Regions from separate parts of the Mus musculus genome. Here region 1 is linked to region 2. Evidence: chromatin loops called from intact Hi-C (ENCODE). Cell type or tissue: left cerebral cortex. All regions are shown on one strand. Links, peaks and the distances in the headings refer to the core of each region. The heading gives the core; the rest is flanking DNA.

What was found. Hi-C counts contacts between places; a loop is a spot of excess contacts. Peaks named below come from ENCODE experiments on the same cell type or tissue, not always from the same donor. Only the 100,000 strongest peaks of a DNase experiment are listed, where the experiment ranks them.
Region 1: a loop joins it to region 2, with 15 times the contacts of the local background. A loop is called at or near these places in 3 of 42 quality-filtered maps.

What each region holds. Positions count from the first base shown.
Region 1 is chr14:17,601,906-17,611,343 of GRCm38, forward strand. The region is part of intron 2 of Gm32269 (a long non-coding RNA gene); the gene reads right to left. Among named protein-coding and RNA genes, the nearest start is that of Gm32269, 26 kb to the right of the region's middle. In left cerebral cortex, for the core only: no CTCF peak of the experiment used is centred there; DNase peaks (open chromatin) are centred at 4,328, 5,476 and 7,667.
Region 2 is chr14:17,509,173-17,518,610 of GRCm38, forward strand. It overlaps Gm32187 (a long non-coding RNA gene), which reads right to left. Exons shown (of 4, transcript XR_383104.2): 4 at 8,760-9,045. Among named protein-coding and RNA genes, the nearest start is that of Gm32187, 13 kb to the right of the region's middle. In left cerebral cortex, for the core only: no CTCF peak of the experiment used is centred there; DNase peaks (open chromatin) are centred at 2,968, 3,784, 4,312 and 4,797; H3K27ac peaks cover 2,015 bases.

The DNA.
Region 1 (9,438 bases), core at 951-8,950, 93 kb after region 2:
TAAGTACCTCCCAAGCTTCGCATCTGATATTCACTGGAGATGAGACAGATATATAGAAAAGGGATGTGGTGGTCTGAATACATTTGGCTCATAGCAAGTGGTACCATTAGGGGATATGGCCCTGTTGGAGGAAGTGTGTCACTGTGGAGGTGAGCTTTGAAGCTCTGCCTAGTGCAGAAGAGTCTGTTGCTGCAGTCATATCAATATGTAGAGCTCTCAGGTCTAACACCAGGCCTGACTGGGTGCTGGATGTTGATAATGGACTGCACCTCAGTTCCTATAAGCCAGCCCCAATTAAATGTTGCCCTTTATAAAAGTTGCCTTGGTCATGGTGTCTTTTCACAGCAATGAAAATCCTAACTAAAACAAAGATTATCCCTATGCAGAAGTCAAGAGGGTCAGAGAATAATTTGCTTCCTTGGAAAGACTGATCTCAGAAGATGTTGTAACCTACAGAGCATGGGTAGGTGGCACACACCAGAAAGCAGCCATTGGTCTTGTTCAAGGTCTCAAACACAGGAGTACAGTGGTGGCCTTTTCCCACTGGTTGAAGTCATCCAGGGGCTTTGCAGGCCCTAAGAAATGTCAGCAGTCAAGGTTGCACTTCCCCAAATGATAGCCATGCCAGTTCCAAAGACAGGGCACCTTCAGAATGAGAGGCCAAGATTAGTTCTGCCAATTTGCAAGGAACTGGCAAAGTGAATGTTGGCATGGCTGCTGGAGAGCTCAGTGCCTCGGAAACAAAACAGCCATGCTTTTCTTTCTTTATAGTTGAGTAGATTCAGTTTCAAATTACAGCCATAACTTTCTTGTTTATTTGTGAGGAGCTGATACAAACTCACCCATGTTGGTAGTTGGTACTTCTTAAGAAAAGCAGAGAAACAAAAATAAATGACGCCCACATAAAGAGTTCTATGAAACCATGAATAACAAGCTGATACTTCAGACCTAAGAAACTTTTCAGACACACACAAACAGGCATACATACATAGATTTGTGCATATGTGTACATGTACACACATACACAAACATATACATACATACATATATACATACATACATACATACATACATACATACATTGCACATACTCATATACTTTCACAAAGACACACATATATACTTGTACACATACATGATGCTTCCTGGCTATGTCACTGATCCAGCTGGACCTAGTGTGTGAACTGACTTACTTGTTTTCTGACACTCATATTCACCAGAAATGTTGAAAATAACAGAAACTGCTCTACTCAGCCAAGAATGGGATCTTTTACATTGACCCATGAGTTTTTTTTTAAGTGTTCTCTATCCATTACTATTTGCACTCAATTTATTTTCATTTAATGTATCTTAAAAGTTTCTCCCACCATCTCATAAGCATTTGCTGATAACCTCTCAGAGGATCCCAGCCACTCCGAGAAATGAGACCTCAGGTGGTCTTCACCCTAAAGGCCACTTTCTTTCTGTTTTGGTTCAGATCAGTGTGTTGTCTCACTTCTTCTTCAGTCTCTTTGGCATCTTTTTAAATACTTACTTTATTTACATTATATGCATACACATGGGGGTGTGCAGGCAGCAGCAGAGGCCAGAGATGTAAGATCCCCCTGAAGCTGGAGTCACAGGTGATTTTTAGCTGTCCCTGTGGATGCTGGGAATCAAACTCAGACCTTCTGCAAGAGCGGTACACTGTTGATTTTGCGTCATCTCTCCAACCCTTCTTTGGTAGGTCATGAGATTCTCGCCCCATTTTCCTTAGGTTTGCTCATAGTACCACAGAGGAAGACAGTTGAAGGCCACACACATGCCTGACCCTTTTACTCTACAGATGTGGCTCTACTGCACTTTCACTGCACAGGTCACCTCTGCATGCTACATACACTGTGTCCTGCCCAGAGTCCTCAATTCTCAACCTTGCTCAACCCCTCCCCCCTTTTACAGCTGTAACCTTCCATGGTACCATTCATTCTTATCATCCTCACTCTATATTTAGAAACTAGCTGCCTAATTAATCTGCCTAAGCATCATCCTTCCTATAACTCCCTCCCTCCATCAACCTATCCCCTAACTACCATCCATCCTATAACACCTTCTCCCTATCAATCCATCCCTTAACCACTATCCATTCTATAACATCCCCCTTTATAATTCTACCCCTTTCTACCTTTCCTTCAGTTTCTCTCATATTTACTATAAAATCCTTGTGCTCAAAATTCCCCCAACCTTAACCCAGATATGATCATGCACAATTGCAATCCCAGTAATTGGAAGAATGAGGCAGGGGGATGGCAGGTTTTCAGCCATCCCTACTACACAGAGAAGGACTTGTCCTCAAAAAAGAAAATGAAACAAAATAGAATTCTCTAAATGCAGAACACTGAGAAGAAGAGATACAGGGCTAAGAAGACCATAAGGAAGTCAGCCATCGCCCAGGGTAGATTTTTGTGCTTTTAAACCTCTGATTTCAAAGCATAATTTATTTTTACTTTTGTTTTGTTTTGTTTTGTTTTAATTTAAATGAGTGAACCACTTTAACTTTCAAAGACCAGACTTAATCAGTCTGTTTAAGCAGTTCCAAAGCATAAGGAAGAAATTTATAAATATATTTAATTCAGCAATATACTTGACAAATTAGCTGACAGAAATCTCACCATCAGTGTCAGGCCATCTCCCTGCAGACCCTAGATAAGTGCAAGCAAACACAATGGAAATATACAAATCAGAAAACAGAAGCCATCTCTCATGGGACTATACACAAACCCTAGATAAGTGCAAACATGATAGAAATATACAAGTCAGGAAGCAGAATGCAGAGTCTGTAGAGTTTACAGTCAGTGTCATATTGGAGCACATGGATGGCACAAGGAAAATACTACTCATTGCTTCAATAATACCAAATGAAATGTTACGGAAAAATTAAGTTGCATTCCTACTGGAAAGCATTAACATTAATTTCCAAACCAAGCTTATGAGTGAAACTGAAAAATTCCTCTTAAATAGCACCGATAATGAGAAAAGACATTCTAAATTCTCATGGTTCACAAGGTACAAATGATGCTCCCCACCAAGGAATGCCATGTATCCATATAAGAAAGACATCATGCCATAACTTAAAGCACATTTGCCAGAGGAATGAAAATTTAAGTTGGTGGTCTGAAGTAAAAAGGCTAACCATGTGACTTCATCCATATTTCTATGTACTTGTTACAATAAGATAAAACTACACTTTCCTCTGCAGGGACTCTCTGCAGAAATACGGAGAAAATTCCAAGTGTGAAATCTGGAAATTGTTTATTCATTTTGCTTTAAAGTCATTGAAATAGACTGAATTTATCTGATTTTTGAAGTTTAAAAGTTCAGATGTTTAAACAAAAGTATGATTAAAACGTTCATGGCAGGATAGCAGTGTTTAGAAAGCAAATTTATAAAAATAATTATAGTTGTTTTATATAGATGAAAACTACAGAAATAATGAACTGCCTAAAAGGAACCATCATAATAATAAGACTGTGAAGAAATTTCCAAAAACATAGGCGGAATAGATACATACCCCTGAAAGAAATAAAAAATGTTAAGCTTCTGCAGAGGGAATAAGGATGACTAATTCGGGAAGATATTGGCTGAACTGGTTAGGAAATGTCAAAAGAATAAACTACTCTCAATGCCTGAGTTTGAGAAACAGCAAAATGTTACAGTTGAGTGCAGACAGGCTTCTAGAAACCAAGTCATGATCCTTAGAGTTGAATTGTGCTGCTAAAGAAAGAGACAGCAATAAAAATGCCCAAGGAGGCAGTCACTGAAAAGGAAAGTAGGAGAAAGAGGCCTTTAAGCAAACAGCATGAAGGCAGATTATTTAATTAAAGGTATTTGAAAAATAAACTGGTAGATAAAAAGCATACCTGGCTTCCACTTCCTTTATTACAACAGTATCCATTCCAGAACGATGAAACACTAAATAGCTGTGAAATAACTAACACTGTAAAATGTCTAGAACATAACTAAATACACAAAGCCAAGTTTATGCTAGTGAATATAATACAAACAACATCATTTTTACAGGGAAAAACGGTAAACAAAGCTAAGTGAAAAACAGTAAATGGACAATAGTATATATCATACATTAGACGTGGTGCTAGTTAGTTTTTGAAATTGAAAGTTTAATTGATTTTTTAGTTTACATACAAAATAATGCGTCTCATTATAACACTGTCACAAATGTATTTTTGAACATCATAGTCACAAACCATCCTCACCCCACACACACTCATGCTTTATCCTCTGCCTGGTCCCCTTCCAGCTCCCAAAATAGTCCCCTTTGATGGTTAATCTTCACTGGCAATTTAATGGGATTAGAATCTCCGTGGAAACAAATCTCTGGGCAGTCTGTGAGACATCATCTAAATTAGATTAATTGAAGTGAGAAAACTCATGCTAAATGTGAGCAATGCCTTTCCCTAAGCTGGAATAATGGACTGAATAAAAAGAGAAAAGTCAACTGAGCTAAGGATTCCTTTCCTGACAGTGGATGCAATATAACACCTTCTTCCTGAGAGTGGATACATTGAGAGCCCTGCTCCCTGACAGTGGATACAACGTAGCCCAATTCCCTTTAACTCCCGATACCATGCCCCCACCAGGATAGACAATATCTTGAAACTGTGAAACATTTTGTACCTCAGGGTCTTTCATAATAATAACAAGGCAAATAACTAATATATCTCCCCCTAATACCTTCTGTCTAGGATTGTTTTGGCTTCCTTTTCATCTTTATGATTTTTTTTCAGTTTCTGAGAAGAGTTTCATTTAATTTTCATAGTGATTATTTGCAATTTGTAGGTTACTTTTGATAATACTTTTGATCATGAACATGGGAATTCTTTCCAAATCTAGGTTTTCTTCAATACCAATCTTCAACATACATACATATACAAATACATACACATAGACATATGCATATACATATACATCATATGCAGGTACATATACATATACATGTACACGTACACGTACACATACACATAAATATACTGTTGTTATTTTCAAACTGCTGCTTGAGTAAAAGTGTTTTTCAGAATTAAGAGCTTTCTAGTGGAGTCTGGGTCTTTTACAAGTAGGGATAATCAAACTTTTTTTTTTTTTTTTTTTTTTTTTGAGACAGGGTTTCTCTGTATAGCCCTTGCTGTCCTGGAACTCACTCTGTAGACCAGGCTGGCCTCGAACTCAGAAATCCACCTGCCTCTGCCTCCCAAGTGCTGGGATTAAAGGCATGAGACACCACTTGCCCAGCACTTTTTTGTTTTTTATTAGATTCATTTCATTTCTTTCTCTTACCTTATTCCTCTAAGATTTCAAGCAGCAGACTGAACATAAATAGAAGCAGTGGGCACCTTTAGCTAATTCAAAATTTTAAGAAATGCTTCAGTGGTTAAAAGCATATACAACTCTTGTAGAAGACCCAAGTTCAATCCCACATCCCATCTGTCAGCTCATAACCATCTGTCATTCAAGCTCCAGGGGAATCCAAATCCTCTGGTCTCAGAAGGTACCCGCAGTTATTCATATACACATGTACACGTGTATACACACACACACCCCTAAAATTAAAATAAATCTTTGAAACCTATTTTACAGAAAATGATTTGGGTTTTTCCACATTTACAATTATCATTGACTATAGTCATTGTAGACATAGCCTGTGCTGTGTTGATATATGTTCCTTCTATTCCTGGCTTTTTTCATGGATGATTGTAATAGAATACTAAGTTTTAAGGTCTTTCATGTATCTATTAAGGTGATCATGTGATAATAGATCAGAGTCTATTTATATGGTATCACATTTATAGTTTCATATATATAGAACCATTCTTTCATCCATGGAATTAAGCAAAATTTGTTGTTAATGTAAATCCTTATATAATATTCTATCTGTTTTGCAAACATCTTATTGAAGATTTCTGTGTCTCTGCTATTCAATAAAATTGATCTATACTTTCTTTTATTGTAATATCCTTATCTGACTTGAGTATAGTGGTTATTCCTACTTCAAATGCTCAGTTCAGTGGTGTCCTTACCTTTCTGTTTTAGGAAAACGTTGGAGGGCTGGAACACAGTACAAGAATGGAGTAGTGTAAGGAGAATTCTGAATGCTTGTAAGAACATTTCAAGAAAATAAGACAAGGGTCTTGTGCCCTCAGTCTATTTTCAAAACCATGGAATTTCTCTTGAAATGTACTTTTATGCCCCTCCCAGGTGTAGTGGGTAGGGGTGAATTTAATTTAGATTATTCATTACACCAAGATATTAATATTTGTTTATATGCCTCCTTTAAAAAAAAAAACATGTTTTTGCCATGTATGGCTTGTTGATCTGTGGCTTGCCCAACATGTGTAGCCTGCATGCCACTATGTGTCTTACCCATGTACCTGTATACTTTATTCATGTGACTTCTCTTAACCCTCAGAGTAATAAATTGTCTGATGCTCTGAGTAATGTTCAATATTTCATGAGACTTTAGTCTGCCTCCTTTTTAGGCTCTATTTTCCCAGGTCCAACAACCAATTAGCGTGGTTAACATTTGAGGAACATTGGAAGTCCTAGGGGAATCTTCTTTAATAGCCAGGAAGAGTAAGTCTCCTCATCCCTGGGCTTCTGCTCTGAGACTGCCTTTACTATTAATTCAGTGTTGTTGCTTTCGTTCATATTTTTAACTGTTTAAGCTGCTTTTTATTTTCTGACTTAATTTTGGTATGCATTATGTATCTAAGGATTTATCTATTTCTTTTTTTTTTATTAGATATTTTCTATATTTACATTTCAAATGCTATCCCGAAAGGTTCCCTATACACTCCCCCGACCTTACTCCCCTACCCATCCACTCCCACTTCTTGGCCCTGGAGTTCCCCTATACTGGGACATATAATACCAAGTGGCCACTCTTCCCAGTGATGGCCGACTAGGCCATCTTCTGCTACATATGCAGCTAAAGACATGAGCTCTGGGGGTACTGGTTAGTTCATATTGTTGTTCCACCTATAGGGTTGCAGGCACCTTCAGCTCCTTGAGTGCTTTCTTTAGCTCCTCCATGGGGGGGGGGGGTCCTGTGTTCTATCCTATAGTTGACTGTGAGCATCCACTTCTGTATTTGCCAGGCACTGGCATAGCCTCATATGAGACAGCTATATCAGGGTCCTTTCTGCAAAATCTTTCTGGGATATGCAATACTGTCTGGGTTTGGTGACTGATTATGGGATGTATCCCCGGGTGGGGTAGTCTCTGGATAGTCCATCCTTTTGACTTAGCTCCAAACTTTGCCTCTGTAACTCCTTTCATGGGTGTTTTGTACCCTATTCTAAGTATTCTAAGTTTCTGGGCTAATATCCACTTAGTGAGTGCATATCTAATGACTTCTTTTGTGATTGGGTTACATCACTAAGGATGATATCCTCGAGATACATCCATTTGCCCAAGAATTTCATAAATTCATGGTTTTTAATAGCTGAGTGGTACTCCGTTGTGTAAATGTATCACATTTTTTTTTGTATCCATTCCTCTTTTGAGGGACATCTGAGTTCTTTCCAGCTTCTGGCTATTATAAATAAGACTGCTATGAACATAGTAGAGCATGTGTTCTTATTACCAGTTAGAACATCTTCTGGGTATATGCCCAGGCTGGATCTTCTGGTAGGAATATGTCCAATTCTCTGAGGAACCTCCAGACTGACTTCCAGAGTGGTTGTACAAGCTTGCAATCCCACCAGCAGTGGAGGAGTGTTCCTCTTTCTCCACATTCTCTCCAGCATCTGCTGTCACCTGAATTTTTGATCTTAGCCATTCTGACTGGTGTGAGGTGGAATCTCAAGGTTGTTTTGATTTGCATTTCCCTGCTGATTAAGGATGTTGAACATTTTTTTCAGTTGCTTCTCAGCGATTCCGTATTCCTCAGATGAGAATTCTTTGTTTAGGTCAGTACCCCATTTTTTAAATGGGGTTATTTCAATTTCTGGAGTCCAGCTTCTTGAGATCTTTGTATATGTTGCATATTAGTCCCCTATCAGATTTAGGACTGGTAAAAATCCTTTCCCAATCTGTTGGTGGCCTTTTTGCTTATCAACAGTGTCTTTTGCCTTACAGAAGCTTTGCAATTTTATGAGATCTCATTTGTCAATTCCTAATTATAGCACAAGTCATTGCTGTTCTGTTTAGGAATTTTCCCCCTGTGCCCACATCTTCGAGGCTTTTCCCCACTTTCTCCTCTATAACTTTCAGTGTCTCTGGTTTTATGTGGAGTTCCTTGATTCACTTAGACTTGAGCTTTGTACAAGTAGATAAGAATGGATCAATTCCCATTCTTCTACATGATAACTGCCAGTTGTGCCTGCACCATTTGTTGAAAATGCTGTCTATTTTCCACTGGATGGTTTTAGTTCCCTTGTCAAATTTCAAGTAACCATAGGTGTGTGGATTCATTTCTGAGTCTTCAATTCTATTCCATTGATCTACCTGTCTGTCACTCTACCAGTACCATGCAGGTTATCACAATTTCTCTGTAGTACACCTTGAGGTCAGCGGTAGTGATTCCACCAGAGGTTCTCTTATTGTTGAGAATTTGGCTACCCTAGCTTTTTATTATTCCAGATGAATTTGCAAATTGCACTTTCTAACTCAGTGTATAATTGAGCTGGAATTTTGATGGGGATTGCTTTGAATCTGTAGATTGCTTTCGGCAGGATAGCCATTTTGACTATATTAATCCTGCCAATCCATGAGCATGGAGGAGCTTTCCATCTTCTGAGATCTTCAATTTCTTTCTTCAGAGACTTGAACTTCTCATCATAGAGATCTTTCACTTCCTTAGTTAGAGTCAGACCAAGGTATTTTATATTATTTGTGACTATTGTGAAAGGTGTTGTTTCCCTAACTTCTTTCTTAGCCCGGTTATCCTTTGTGTAGAGATATTTTATATCCAGCTACTGCAATGAAGCTGTTTACCAGGTTTAGGAGTTCTCTGGTGGAATTTTTGGGATCAGTTATATATACTATCATATCATCTGCAAATAGTGATATTTTAACTTCTTCCTTTCCAATTTGTATCCCCTTGATCTCCTTTTGTCGCCGAATTGCTCTGGCTAGGACTTCAAGTACTATATTGAATAGGTAGGGAAAGAGTGGGCAGCCATGTCTAGTCCCTGATTTTAGTGGGATTGCTTTGAGTTTCTCTCCATTTAGTTTGATGTTAGCTACTGGTTTGCTGTATATTGCTTTTATTATGTTTACGTATGGGCCTTGAATTCTTGATCTTTCAAAAATTTTTATCATGAAGGGATGTTGGATTTTGTCAAATGCTTTCTCAGCATCTACTGAGATGATCATGTGGTTTTTGTCTTTGAGTTTGTTTATATAGTAAATTACATTGATGAATTTCTGTATATTAAACCATCCCTT
Region 2 (9,438 bases), core at 853-8,852:
TCAATGTCATCCTAAGCAGCATGGGATATTTACATCCATATATCCTATTATTTTTTTTATACAAAGGGCCCTGTCTCATGTAATTCAGCAATTACTGAGTATGTGCTATGCTCACACAAAGACTAAGGCTTAACCCCAATCACCATATTACAAACAGAAGTATATATGTTATGTGTCAGAGTTTTCTAAAAGAACAGAACTGACCACTAAATCCATATTAAATTTGGATTCATGGAGTGGCATACAGGCTGTGGTCTGACTACTCCAACAGTGGCTGTCTCCTAATGGAAAGTTCAAGAATCCAATAGTTTTTCAGTGTACAAGGCTAAATGTCTAAGGTGGTCTTGAATATATGTTGGGATTCCAAAGAAGTTAGCTCTAACACCAGTGAATCACTTATTAAAGTAGATTCTGAAAAATATCTGCAGCAGGACAGATAAGTTCCCCAGAGAAAGAGAGGGTACATAGGCAAAAAATGGGGTCTTCCTTCTTCCAGTATCTTTTATACAGGCTTCCACCAGATGGTGTGGCTCAGATTTAGGGTGGGTCTTCTGACCTCAGAGATCCACTTTTATCAAAAGACTTCCCATCTCAAATAATCCAATTAAGAAAAAAATCCAATATAGGAGATGGTCAGCTCCATAATGAACACACTAATTAGCTGTTCAGTGCCAAACAGTCAGTCCTGAAATGTCCTGAAAACATACATACAAAATATACAAAACATACAAAAGAATAATACTCCATGAACCGAGATTATATTTAGGCCTATATACACATACACACCATAACAACGGATGGGAGGAGAGGCCATGAATTTGAAGGAGACAGGAGGGAGAAATGTAAAGATTTGAATGATGGAGAGGTAATGGGAGAGAAGGGTAGGCCTTAGCTGAGCCATGATCACCATGCTTGAGCTCCCCAGAGTCTCCTCATGGACTGTATCCTCAGGTAAGGGTTGTAGGCTCATACTTTTCAGAATCTACTTTAATAAGTGTACTTAAATGCTTTAACTTACCTCCTAGACCACCACCCACCAGAGGTAGTGGAAAGGAAAGGGTAATAGGGTATTGGGGGGTGTGGACCTCTTTAGAAGTAGTTCTTTGGAGCTCACATAATCTGCATTGTCCGGGTATCAGCAGTTCACTTCCCAGGAATCAGTAGCAGCAGCTCCATCCACTCACAAACTCCATTCAAGAATCAAAACAGCAGTTTGATCCACAAGAAACTGAGAGCCTTTGCCAATTGGTCCAAGTCTGTGGAAGCAGCAAGAAGCCACCAGAACATTACCAGAAGTTCTTTGGTGCATTTCTTTCTATGAAATCATGACAAAAGATGACCAGCAAAGAGTGGCAAGGCAAACCAATACCACACAGCATAATTGTCAGTTGGGTTATATTTTCCAAACATCATGTGTTCTCTAAAGCATCCTCTCTAGAAAAGCTCCACATATCCCCTTTCTAGGCTGCCTCCAGAAAAACATCATATATCTCTTCTCAGAAAAATATCCTCCCATGTGTCTGCTTCAGCAAAACCATCCTCTTAGAAGACAGTTTCCAGAAAAAAAAATCACAAGACACAACTGAGTCTCCAAATAAACAAGAAATTTCTACTTCAAAGGGTCCTGAGTAGGACACAAATGACTCAGTTAAAAAATATTTCAAAATCACATGGAACATTTCAACAGTGTCTTGATCCTAAAAAGACTCTATCTTCCTGGGCTTGCAACAAGGTTCACTGGCATTCCATGGCTATAGTGTTAAAGATATGCCCAAGAGACTTTTATAAGGAACTCAAAGAACCAACAGTTCTGGTTGATACAGGGAAGACCAGGTCTAAGAAGTTCTATTCCAAAATGCTGGTGTAGATAAGAAGCATATCTTTAAAGTTGTTATATTCCACCAAAGGAACCATCTTGAATCTAGCATAAGTAGATCCCTTCTAAAAGGATATGAACTAAGGAGCTAGAGACATAGAAGGATGAGTGAGGATTGTGAAGACATTGTGAAAACTTGCATATTTGAGTCCAGGGCTATGGTGAGCTGGCAGGTATGTGAGCTTGTACTGAGCAAAGGAGCTTAGCTGTAGTAGGTTAGATGTAAAGATATGAGAGACCATTTGGTCAGACAGCACAATTATAAGAAAGAGCCCCAGAGCATCTCATGTCCTCAAGCCAGGGGTTGGTTATTCTGCATATTCTATCTGGATACACCCATTATTTTTCTACAACTTCTCTTTTATTTGAATGTGAAATGGTCCCCAGAGCCTCATGTGTTTGCAGAGTCAGTCCCTGACTGATTGAACTGTTAGAAGGTTGTAGAACTTTGGGGAAAGTGTCATCTTGCTGCAGGAAGCACATCAATAGTGGTAGACCTTAAGACTTCATAGCCAAGCAATGTTTATTATCTGCTTTCTGCTTCTTGATTACAGATACATGTGAACATCTGCTCTGTGTTCTGTCGCCACATTTTCCCCTCAATGATAAAACAAAATGAGGCCTTACCTCTAAGATGCTTTTGTAGCAGGTATTCATTCATAGAGATAAGAAAAGTGTCTTTTACACAATTTAGCCCAAGCAAGCCTGAATGCAATTCTGTTATTTGCCTTTAGTTGTCAATGAAAAACATTTCTAGTTTACAGGCAGTTACCCTGTGAACACTAATCTTATGTGAAACATTCTTTACCAAAAACGGGTACTCAATAATTTGGCATTATAAGAATAAGCAAACAAATTAAACATAAAACCCAGAGAAAATATTCTAAAGCAAGAGTCTTTCACTATGATTCTACAAGTTGGTGGTCTAATTTATGCATTGATAGCTTCTAAGTCTTGCCAATACAAATTATTCCTCTTCCTCCTCCTCCTTGAGAAGCCCATCCTTCATGGATGCGTGGATAGTCTTCCTGAATATGGAACTTTAGGTGTCAGGCACAGCAATCTCAGAGGCTAGGTTAAGCATCTTGGCAACCTCACACACTCTTACCACATCTGCTATCACAGACTCTGGCAAAAACAGCACAGGAGGCAGGAATGGGGAATGGAGAAAAGTTCTTAGTCTTTGACAAAGGTGACTATCTCAGGCTCAGATTCAGGGTCCCCCAAAGGGTGCAGTAGGGATGAGATGCCGAAGTGTGTCATATGCCAATATGTTGAACACATATACATCATGTGTGTGCAACATCCTTCTCTCATTCCCTGTATACATATGCTGTATACATATACTACACAGCCCAGAGATGCAAAGGAAGATAACAATGAACAAGATAACAATGGTAGAAACATAGCAGTTAACAATGCTCATTTTTTTTATGAACAGGGTAGAATATCTGAGGCCAGTGTTTAAAAATCTTTACTGTTAATGCTCCACAATCTATGGGACTTAGGCCCTGAACATTGACTATGGGTGCTGAAGAATTAAGTAAGGACTGACACATGGACACAATGGCAGTGATGTTGGAACCAAGTGAGATTGCTACCTCTGCAGCCAAGACCTTCAGGAACTTTTATTAAGTACAGCACAAGGGAAGAGGGTAGCCTTAGAAGGAGGCTGTTCTAGGTGAGCAGTCTCAGGCTGTAATCATCTGAGGAGGAAGCTGCAGTCACTAGTCTTTGTACATCTTTGTCAAAGGCCATAACACTCATACAAGAATGTATGAAAAAAGCTTTGGCATTCCTCTTGAACCTGGTTCATATGCATAATGGCTTTGCCAGTTTTTCATGGATCCAAAGCCCTGAAGTACTCCACATGGCTGGGCCTATGTCAACAATACATATTCAGTCAGGACTTCCCTCATTCTGGCCTTCTTTCCATCCCTACAGAACATTAAAATACACATAGGAAAACTCTGAAATGTTATCTTCTGTGACTTGTTTTCAAAGTGCCTATCTTAGGCAAGGTGAGCAATCAAAGGCATTTGCTATTTCAGTCCCATCCTGTTCAGAAAGACATCATATTACCTCATAAGATTCAGTACACTTTTTGTCATTGTAAATCTGAGAATTTTCAGTAATTCTCTAACATGCCTGCTTACTTACTTCCTCATATAAATCTTCTATCTTTAGCATAACAACTAAAATTAAATTTTTCTTTTCATTCTCAGTAGTTACATGGCTCCTATCATAGAAACTTCCAAATTTCACTAGAATTCTTAAGGAAAAAAAATCAATTGATGAGGAAACACAAGCTTAAAAGATAATGACAAGCTATAGATTTGAATCTGCACCTGAAGTTGTCGATTTCTAGAGTAAGTTGGCAGTGATTCAGGGGAAGTCTTACTCCTCTTAAGAAAGTGGAATGGAACTTTGGATATCTGTGAGTCTCAATCAGGAACTCTCACTACAATTCCCTGGAAGCCTGCTAATATTTCAGGTTTTAGAACCTCCACACAGGCATGCAATAGTAGTATTATCTACTATAGTAGCTAATCTATAACCTACAAGGGCCTAGCAAACAATAAAGTTTGAGTAGCTAGCTAATCCTGCCCACATTATTTTCTGTGGGGTTGTATTATGTAGCAATTTTTATTAGCAGTGGTGATAATCAGTAATGCAGTTTTGATGTAGTCTAATCTCATTCTCCTAAAATTATGTCAGCAAGCTGGAACATGGTGAATTACTCCTGATCCAAAGACAAGGAGAGATGGTTTAGAACCTCTGATGGTGCTCCTTTCCCAGTGAGATTACAGGCATCTCCCAGTGCTAATGTGAGAAATTCTTCATATACCAAGATGGTCAATTTAAAATCTCACACAGATTGTGTGTAGGTGGACTTCAGAGTCTGTGGACAATGCTCAAAATAGTTGGAGCTCCCACATTAGGCTTCAAACGAGGTCTGCTGCTGTCTCTCTGTTCTTTGTATACCATATTCTAAACCTGCAGGTGCCTAGGGATATGCTGATTCTTGTAAACACACATACCAAAAGTACAGTGTGCTCTGCATCTTCATCCTGATATTCTTTCTGAAATAACAGATCAGACCTGAATCCAGCCTATTTGAGATTTGTGTTCATCTGTGCACCATGCACACAGTACCAGGCTTCTTCCTGGACTCCCTCCATCATTGTTTCTCAGTTCAGTTCCTTCTCTTATCCCTTCATGAGGCATCATCACTATCTTCTTTCATTCTTTCAGAATGTGCAAATGTGCAGTTTCTGCATGGATGTTGACCAACATTCTTTTTTTTTTAATTTATTTGTTTATTTATTTATTTATTTATTTATTTATTTATTTATTTAATTAGGTATTTTCTTCATTTACATTTCCAATGCTATCCCAAAAGTCCCCATGCCCTACCCCCAACTCCCCTACTCACCCACTCCCACTTTTTGGCCCAGGCATTCCCCTGTACTGGGGCATATAAAGTTTGCAAGTCCAATGGGCCTCTCTTTCCACTGATGGCCAACTAGGCCATCTTCTGATACATATGCAGCTAGAGTCAAGAGCCCAGGGGTACTGGTTACTTCATATTGTAGTTCTACCTATAGGGTTGCAGATCCCTTTAGCTCCTTGGTTACTTTCTCTAGCTCCTCCATTGGGGGCTCTGTGATCCATCCAATAGCTGACTGTGAGCATCCACTTCTGTGTTTGCTAGGCCCCGGCATAGTCTCACAAGAGACAGCTATGTCAGGGACCTTTCAGCAAAATCTTGCTAGTGTATGCAATGGTGTCAGCGTTTGGAGGATGATTATGGGATGGATCCCCAGAAATGACAGTCTCTAGATGGTCCATCCTTTTGTCTCAGCTCCAAACTGTGTCTCTGTAACTCCTTCCATGGGTGTTTTGTTCCCAATTCTAAGAAGGGGCAAAGTGGCCATACTTTGATCTTGGTTCTTCTTGAGTTTCATGTGTTTAGCAAATTGTATCTTATATCTTGGGTATTCTAAGTTTCTGGGCTAATATCCACTTATCAGTAAGTACATATTGTGTGAGTTCTTTTGTGATTGGGTTACCTCACTCAGGATGATGCCTTCTAGGTCCATCCATTTGCCTAGTAATTTCATAAATTCATTCTTTTTAATAGCTGAGTAGTACTCCATTGTGTAGATGTACCAAATTTTCTGTATCCATTCCTCTGTTAAGGGACATCTGGGTTCTTTCCAGCTTCTAGCTATTATTAATAAGGCTGCTATGAACGTAGTGGAGCATGTGTCCTTCTTACCGGTTGGAACATCTTCTGGATATATGCCCAGGAGAGGTATTGCACGGTCGTCTGGGAGTACTATGTCCAATTTTCTGAGGAACCGCCAGAATGATTTTCAGAGTGGTTGTACAAGCTTGCAATCCCACCAACAATGGAGGACTGTTCCTCTTGCTCCACATCCTCACCAGCATCTGCTGTCACCTGAATTTTTGATCTTAGCCATTCTGACTGGTGTGAGGTGGAATCTCAGGGTTGTTTTGATTTGCATTTCCCTGATGATTAAGGATGTTGAACATTTTTTCAGGTGCTTCTCAGCCATTCGGTATTCCTCAGGTGAGAATTCTTTGTTTAACTCTGAGCCCCATTTTTAATGGGGTTATCTGATTTTCTGGGGTCCACCCTCTTGAGTTCTTTACATATATTGGATATTAGTCGCCTATGTGATTTAGGATAGGTAAATATCCTTTCCCAACCTGTTGGTGGTCTTTTTGTCTTATTGACGGTGTCTTTTGCCTTACAGAAGCTTTGCAATTTTATGAGGTCCCATTTGTTGATTCTCAGTCTTACAGCACAGGCCATTGCTTTTCTATTCAGGAATATTTCCCCTGTACCTATATCATCGAGGCTTTTCCCTACTTTCTCCTCTATAAGTTTCAGTGTCTCTGTTTTATGTGGAGTTTCTTAATCCACTTAGATTTGACCTTAGTACAAAGAGAAAGAATGGATCAATTCACATTCTTCTAAATGATAACCGCCAGTTGTGCCAGCACCATTTGTTGAAGATGCTGTCTTTTTTCCACTGGATGGTTTTAATTCCCTTGTCAAAGATCAAGTGACCATAGGTGTGTGGGTTCATTTCTGGGTCTTCAATTTTATTCCATTGGTCTACTTGTCTGTTGCTATACCAGTACCATGCCGTTTTTATCACAATTGCTCTGTAGTACAGCTTTAGGTCAGGCATGGTGATTCCACCAGAGGTTCTCTTATCCTTGAAAAGACTTTTTGCTATCCTAGGTTTTTTGCTATTCCAGATGAATTTGCAGATTGCCCTTTCTAATTCGTTGAAGAATTGAGTTGGAATTTTAATGGGGATTGCATTGAATCTGTATATTGCTTTTGGCAAGATAGCCATTTTTACTATATTGATCCTGCCAATCCATGAGCATGGGAGATCTTTCCATCTTTTGAGATTTTCTTTAATTTCTTTCTTCAGATACTTGAAGTTCTTATCATAAAGATCTTTCACTTCCTTAGTTAGAGTCACGCCAAAGTATTTTATATTATTTGTGACTATTGAGAAGGGTGTTGTTTCCCTAATTTCTTTCTCAGCCTGTTTATCCTTTGTGTAGAGAAAGGCCATTGCCTTGTTTGAGTTGATTTTATATCCAGTTACTTCATTGAAGCTGTTTATCAGGCTTAGGAGTTCTCTGGTGAATTTTTAGGGTCACTTATATATACTATCATATCATCTGCAAAAAGTGATATTTTGACTTCTTCCTTTCCAGTTTGCATCCCCTTGATCTCCTTTTGTTGTTGAATTTCTCTGGGTTGGACTTCAAATACAATGTTGAATAGGTAGGGAGAAAGTGGGCAGCCTTGTCTAGTCCCTGATTTTAGTTAGATTTCTTCTAATTTCTCTCTATTTAGTTTAATAATGGCTCCTGGTTTCCTGTAGATTGCTTTTATTATGTTTAGGTATGGGCCTTGAATTCCTGACCTTTCCAAAACTTTTATCATGAAGGTGTGTCCGATTTTGTCAAATGTTTTCTCAGCATAAAAGGAAAGATATTGTGTGAATTTCGTTTTATCATGGAATACTTTGGTTTCTCCATCTATAGTAATTGAGAGTTTTGCTGGGTATAGCCTGGGCTGGCATTTGTGTTCTCTTAGGATCTGTATAAAATCTGTCCAGGATCTTCTGGCTTTCATAGTCTCTGGTGAAAAATCTGGTATAATTCTGATAGGCTTGCCTTTATATGTTCCTTGACCTTTTCCCCTTACTTCTTTAAATATTCTATCTTTATTTAGTGCATTTGTTGTTCTGATTATTATGTGTCAGGAGGAATTTCTTTTCTGGTCCAGTCTATTTGGAGTTCTGTAGGCTTCTTTTATGTTCATGGGCATCTCTTTCTTTAGGTTTGGGAAGGTTTTTTCTTTTTTTTTCTATAATTTTGTTGAAGATATTTGCTGGCCCTTTGAGTTGAAAATCTTCATTCTCATCTACTCCTATTATCCATATGTTTGGTCTTCTCATTGTGTCCTGGATTTGTGGATGTTTTGAGTTAGGATCGTTTTGCATTTTGTATTTTCTTTGACTGTTGTGCTGATGTTCTCTATGGAATCTTCTGCACCTGAGATTCTCTCTTCCATCTCTTGTATTCTGTTGCTGATGCTTGCACCTATGGTTCCAGATTTCTTTCCTAGGGTTTCTATCTCCAGCGTTGTCTCACTTTCAGTTTCCTTTATTGTGTCTATTTCGATTTTTAGGTCTTGGATGGTTTTGTTCAATTCTATCACGTGTTTTGTAGGTTTGTGTGTCAGCCTCCATGTGCCTCTGTGCCAACGTACAAGTGTTTCTAGGTGTCCTCGATGGTAATCAATGTGTATGGTGTGTGCCTGGTTGCCTGAGGATCTTCAAAGTGAATATACCATGTATTCCCTACTGCTGTGTGGCTCCTGGAATTATCTTTCCCCTCACATTTTCCCTCTCCTTTCTTGGCACTGCAGCTGAGACCTCACACTGGAATTTTTGAACTCAAAATTAACATGAGGCTCACCTAATAAATTAATAAACTTACCTTGCATTCTACAGAGCAGTACATTTTTGCAAATACCTTCCAGCTTGTTTTCTCCCAGTGGACCCAGAGTTCACATCTGAACCTTGATTGGCCATTCTCCTGATATTCTGGGGAGAAATGGATGACTATGGCTTACTAAAGCACCATCAATAGTATGTGACACTTTGGCAGCTTCCATGGAGCTGATGAAAATGTCACTCAGCTTGGCAGGCCAGTGGTACAAATAGAGAAACAGATAACTATCCTCTCTTGGAACATCCTTCCTGGCTGTCCCTTTCTCTCAGCCCTACCCTGTACAGTCTCTCTTAAGATATCATTTCTCTAAGGATAAGCTGGGAATATCTCCCTGGGTATTAATATCAATATGTTCCAGTCACTGTCTTATGACCACTTCTGGGGAACTTCAATACAGGATTCTTATTGGAACTTCAACCCCAGTGAACCTGGTTGGGGCACCCCTCCTTCCCACCCCAATGGCTCTTGTTCTCATTTTCATTTCT